2 separate regions of the Homo sapiens genome follow, and region 1 is linked to region 2. A link is a loop called in an ENCODE intact Hi-C map of the cell type or tissue named here. Cell type or tissue: B cell. All regions are shown on one strand. Each heading gives the region's core, and the rest is flanking DNA. Links, peaks and the distances in the headings are about the cores only.

What was found. Hi-C counts contacts between places; a loop is a spot of excess contacts. Peaks named below come from ENCODE experiments on the same cell type or tissue, not always from the same donor. Only the 100,000 strongest peaks of a DNase experiment are listed, where the experiment ranks them.
Region 1: it touches region 2 in a loop (1.9-fold over the local background); 4 of 110 quality-filtered maps call a loop at or near these places.

The regions. Positions count from the first base shown.
Region 1 is chr11:108,288,433-108,291,353 of GRCh38, reverse strand. ATM (ATM serine/threonine kinase) reads right to left here. Exons shown (of 63, transcript NM_000051.4): 28 at 2,251-2,377; 29 at 1,553-1,752. Among named protein-coding and RNA genes, the nearest start is that of ATM, 67 kb to the right of the region's middle. In B cell, for the core only: no CTCF peak of the experiment used is centred there; a DNase peak (open chromatin) is centred at 1,413; H3K27ac peaks cover 725 bases.
Region 2 is chr11:108,159,878-108,162,798 of GRCh38, reverse strand. NPAT (nuclear protein, coactivator of histone transcription) reads left to right here. Exons shown (of 18, transcript NM_002519.3): 16 at 619-679; 17 at 785-1,919. Among named protein-coding and RNA genes, the nearest start is that of ACAT1, 40 kb to the right of the region's middle. In B cell, for the core only: no CTCF peak of the experiment used is centred there; a DNase peak (open chromatin) is centred at 1,658; H3K27ac peaks cover 1,619 bases.

The DNA of each region.
Region 1 (2,921 bases), core at 156-2,655, 130 kb before region 2:
CCACAATAAAAAAGACCTTAAAAAATAGAAATCTCATTAAAATCAATGGAAAAGATCAGAGATGCTAAATTGAACAACCCCAATTCTTGTTTTGTTTTTGTTTTTTCTTTCTTTTCTTGAGACGGAGTCTTGCTCTGTCGCCCAGGCTGGAGTGCAGTGGTGCGAATTAGACTCACTGCAAGATCTGCCTACCTGGTTCTGGCCATTTTCCTGCCTCAGCCTCCTGAGTAGCTGGGACTACAGGCACCTGCCACCACACCTGGCTAATTTTTTTGTATTTTTAGTAGACACGGGGTTTCACTGTGTTAGCCAGGATGGTCTCGATCTCCTGACCTTGTGATCCACCCGCCTCAGCCTCCCAAAGTGCTGGGATTACAGGCGTGAGCCACTACACCCGGCCGAACAACCCCAATTCTATAGTAACATTTATTTGAGGCCATCAATAGCTAGAATATTAGTATTAAAATGTTGAAGATCCTTCTTAAGATTTCTAGAATTGGAGAAGTAGTGCTTTTTTTTTTTTTTTTAATTGAGTGAAAGTCTCACTCTGTTGCCCAGGCATGAATGCAGTGGTGCAATCAAGGCTCACTGGCAGCCTCAAACTCTTGAGCTCAAGCCATCCTCCTACCTCAGCCTCCTAAGTAGCTAGAACTACAGGCGCATATCATCATACTTGGATAATTTTCTTTTTTTTTTTTTTTTTTTTTTTTTTTTTGAGACAAGAGTCTCGCTCTGTCTCCCAGGCTGGAGTGTAGTGGCACAATCTTTGCTCACTGTAACCTGTAACCTCTGCCTCCTGAGCGCAAGCCATCCTCCCACCTCAGCCTCTGGAGTAGGTGAGACTACAGGTGCATGCCACAATCCCTGGCTTATTTTTTAAAAAATTTTTGTAGAGATGGGTTTTCACATCATGTTGCCCAGGCTGGTCTCTAACTCCTGGGCTCAAGCAATCTACCTACCTCAACCTCCCAAAGTGCTGGGATTATAGGTGTGAGCTACCACACCTTGCCCTAATTTTCTTTTTTAAAAAATTTTTAGTAGAAACGAGGTCTGCTATGTTTCCCAGGCAAGTAGCGCAATTTTTAAAAACTAATAAGTAAATATAATAGACATCTTAAAAAGCAAAATTCAGAAAGCAACATTCTGGTATCTACCTCTTAGAAGCATATAAACTTTCAATTAAAAGAACAGGATAGGTTGGGCATAGTAGCTCATGCCTGTAATCCCAGCACACTGGGAGGCTGAGGCTGACAGTTCGCTTGAGCCCAGGAGTTTGAGACCACCCTGGGCAATATGGTGAAACCCCACCTCTACAAAAAACACAAAAAATTAGTCAGGCATGGTGGTATGCTCCTGTAGCCCCAGCTACCCGGCAGGGTGAGGAGGAAGGATAATCTGAACCCAGGAGGTTGAGGATGCAGTGAGCCGTGACTGCACCCAGCCTGGGCGGACAGAGTGAGTCTTTGTCTCAAAACAAAACAAAACAAAGCAAAAAAACAGGAAGAACAGGATAGAAAGACTGCTTATATATTGGTCTAAATATGTTATTTACCTTTGGTTGATATAGTGAATCAAAGTATAAATAACGTCTCGAAGAACAAAGGCCCAAGCTCCTCCTAAGCCACTTTTTATATCTTTCAGTAATAAACTAACAAACAGGTGATATATTTTAAGAATTCTGTGCTTCTTATAAACATTATTTGTTTCAGCTGCTTGCTCACATATGGCAAGAAGAATTTTCTGATAGGAATCCTAGAAAATAAACAGATTTAGTAAAAACTTGTTTAATTAGATACTCGGCTACAATAAATACACTTTATATTTTTTCTTCAAATATTTGAATACCTACACATTTTATATTTAAAATAACTAAATAACAGAATTTAGATTTGGGTTTGATATCAAGTACAAAATGTTACATTAAGAAAATTACTATCTTAAACTATTGCCAATTTATTTAATTTTCAGAAAGTAAACTACAATTAAATAGTATATTCCTATGAAAAAGTAGATATATTCCCTGAGCTAATATATCACTAAAGTGTCACAAGATTCTGTTCTCATATGTAACATATTTCAATTAATGCTGACAAGTAAAATACCATTTAAACTTGTAAATGAATGTTTTCCTTTTTAATTATGAGATAAATTTTTCATTTGTTTACTTTTCCTCTTTAAGATGTATTTACAAAGTTTTTTTAGCTAAAAAAGAAGGAATGTTCTATTATTAAACTCATCATGTATACTTACAGGGCTTTTGGAAAGAATTTCTAAAATGCTTTTTAACTTGGTTTTATGACAATTGCTGATATAGGCAAATGTTGCTTTAATCACATGCGATGGAAAATGAGGTGGATTAGGAGCAGGATCCAAATCCCTAACAGAGTTAAGGGAAAAAATACAGTCATCGTTTTAAAAAGTTTTGTTCATAGACCAGTGAACTTCCAAAATGAAAATTTAGATTTTAATAACCCCCAAATTCAAAAACCATTTTTCTACTGAAAAACTATACTTTCAATAAAATCACAAATGACATATCACAGTCCAGATATATAAATCAGATTATCTAAATACCTTTCACCCTCAGTAACTTAAATAATCTTAAATGATCTTATAATGATTTTCTTAAAAAATCTTATAAAGTTAAAAGGCAGTTCAATAAATGAGCCTCAGTATTACTTCAGATCAGAATCAAAGCTCTATGCCAGTACTGTAAAAGCAGTACTTTAAGACATGGCAATCAACACTTATTTAGACAGCATGAAATTACATATGTGAAAGTACTTTCTCAGATATTATTACTATTTTATATGCCCAGCACAGTAGGGCACATTAAAAAAAAAAAAAAAAAAGTAAAGCATATTTTCAAGTAGCTTACAATCAAGCCAGGGAAACAACTCTGATGTTCATATACAACTCAG
Region 2 (2,921 bases), core at 168-2,667:
GTACATTATGTGCTATATTGAGCATTGTAATTTGTAGATCCAAAGACTGGATTTATAATATTTGCCTGAACCGGGCGCGGTGGTTCACGCCTATAATCCAGCCTTTTGGGAGGCCCAGGTGGGCAGATCACTTGAGGCCAGGAGTTTGAAACTAGCCTGGCCAACATGGCGAAACCCCATCTCTACTAAAAATACAAAAAATTAGCTGAGCATGGTTGGGGGCGCCTGTAATCCCAGCTACTCGGGAGGCTGAGGCAGGAGAATTGCTTGAACCTAGGAGGCAGAGGTTGCAGTGAGCCGAGATCATGCCACTGCGCTCCAGCCTGGGTGATAGAGCATGACTCTGTCTCAGAAAAACAGACAAACATAATATTTGCCTGAAGTTGATGCATGTCATTTATTCCATATCTGGATTTCCTCTGTAGCAGTGGGGAAATAGCCATCTTGTACTTATTTCAAAGCTGCTTTTTAAAAGCTGCTTTGTCAACGTGTTCTATTTGTGTGTACATTAGCTACCATTTAAAATTTTTTCTCATGATATGTGATAATTGTCATCTGTTCTATCCTCTTTCAGAGGAGTATATTCTTTTTCTCAGGAATGTTCATTTATAATTTCAGGAAAACAAGTAAATAATTTGGTGGATTCGTCAGGTCATTCAGTTGGATGTCATGCACAAAAGTGAGTATAAAGTAGTTTCTATCATAGATTGTTTGAATGCTCAGATTTAAAACATAAAGGATTTCTTTATGCTGCTAGAAATAGTTTTGTTTTGTTTTGTTTTAGAACTGAAGTTTCTGACAAAAGTATTGCCACAGATCTTGGGAAAAAATCAGAAGAAACCACAGTTCCCTTCCCAGAAGAGAGTATAGTTCCAGCTGCTAAACCATGCCACAGACGTGTACTCTGTTTCGACAGCACTACTGCTCCTGTGGCAAATACGCAGGGGCCAAACCATAAGATGGTGTCCCAAAACAAAGAAAGGAATGCAGTCTCTTTTCCTAATCTTGACTCACCCAATGTGTCCTCCACCTTAAAACCCCCTTCTAATAATGCTATCAAAAGAGAGAAAGAGAAGCCTCCTCTGCCTAAGATTTTATCTAAATCGGAAAGTGCCATTAGCCGGCATACCACCATAAGAGAAACTCAATCAGAAAAGAAAGTTTCACCAACAGAAATTGTGCTTGAATCTTTCCATAAAGCAACAGCTAATAAGGAGAATGAATTATGCAGCGATGTAGAAAGACAGAAAAATCCAGAAAATTCAAAACTATCTATTGGGCAGCAAAATGGGGGTTTGCGAAGTGAGAAATCTATAGCTTCACTGCAAGAAATGACCAAAAAACAAGGCACATCTTCAAACAATAAAAATGTACTTTCAGTAGGTACAGCTGTGAAGGATCTAAAACAAGAACAAACTAAATCCGCCAGTTCTTTGATTACCACAGAAATGTTACAGGATATACAGAGGCACAGCTCAGTAAGTAGGCTTGCTGATAGTAGTGATTTACCTGTGCCCCGGACACCTGGCTCAGGGGCAGGGGAAAAACATAAAGAAGAACCTATAGATATTATCAAGGCCCCCTCTAGTAGGCGTTTCAGTGAAGACAGTAGTACATCAAAAGTAATGGTCCCTCCTGTCACCCCAGACTTGCCTGCCTGCAGCCCTGCCAGTGAAACAGGAAGTGAAAACAGTGTAAATATGGCTGCCCACACATTAATGATTCTCTCCAGGGCAGCCATTTCTAGGACTACTTCAGCAACTCCTCTGAAAGATAACACACAACAGTTTAGAGCATCTTCAAGGAGCACCACAAAAAAGCGGAAAATTGAGGAATTAGATGAACGTGAGCGAAACTCTCGTCCTTCTAGTAAAAATCTTACAAATTCATCAATACCAATGAAAAAGAAGAAAATTAAGGCAAGTTTGAAAGTTTTAATTTCAAAACCACACCTTTTTTTTCCGCTTTAGTGATTAGCGAATTCAGCAGTTCTTGCCACAACAACTTGACTGAACGTTATGGCTAAGACAGCTTTTAGTTTTCATTGACAAAATACATAACCATGATCACAGGACCAATAAGCAGTAGATGCAGGATTCAAACTCAGACTTGTAGGGCAACAAAGCAGTCCAGCAGTGTTAGTGTAGTACGCACAAGGTGTCTAGGTGAAACAGCATTTTCAGGAAAAACTGCTGAGGCATTTGTTTATAAACATCTTTCCGGGGGAAAAGAAAAAGTTTTTCTTTCTTTCTTGGTAGAACTCAAGTTTTTTCATGAGCGTGACATAGTCATGAAAGATTGGGAAACAATATTAAACACTATTGTGTAGAACTACCAAGTAATAAATGACTTTGTTCTTAGATGTTCAGTTTTTTTTTTCCCCCACGTCTTGTAATCTCTTCCATAGGCCCTTAAAAATGTTAGCATATTAGAGCAGTGGAAAAATCAAATTTACGTATGTTTTTCCATTTTTTTGAGAGAGGGTTTCACTCTCGTTGCCCAGGCTGGAGTGCAATGGTACGATCTTGGCTCACTGCAGCCTCCGCCTTCCAGGCTGAAGTGATTCTCCTACCTCAGCTTCCCAAGTAGCTGGGACTACAGGCATGCGCCACTGCATCTGGCTAATATTTTTTCCTTTTTTTTTTTTTTTTGAGACAGAGTCTTGCGCTGTTACCCACTAGAGTACGGTGGCGTGATCTTGCCTCACTGCAACTTCCGCCTCCTGAGTTCAAGCAATTCCCTGCCTCAGCCCCCTGAGTAGCTGGGATTACAGGTGTCTGCCACCACACCCAGCTAATTTTTGTATGTTTAGTAGAGATGGGGTTTCACCGTGTTGGCCAGGCTAGTCTTGAACTCCTGACCTTGTGATCCACCCACCTCGGACTCCCAGAATGCTGGGATTACAGGCATGAGCCACCACG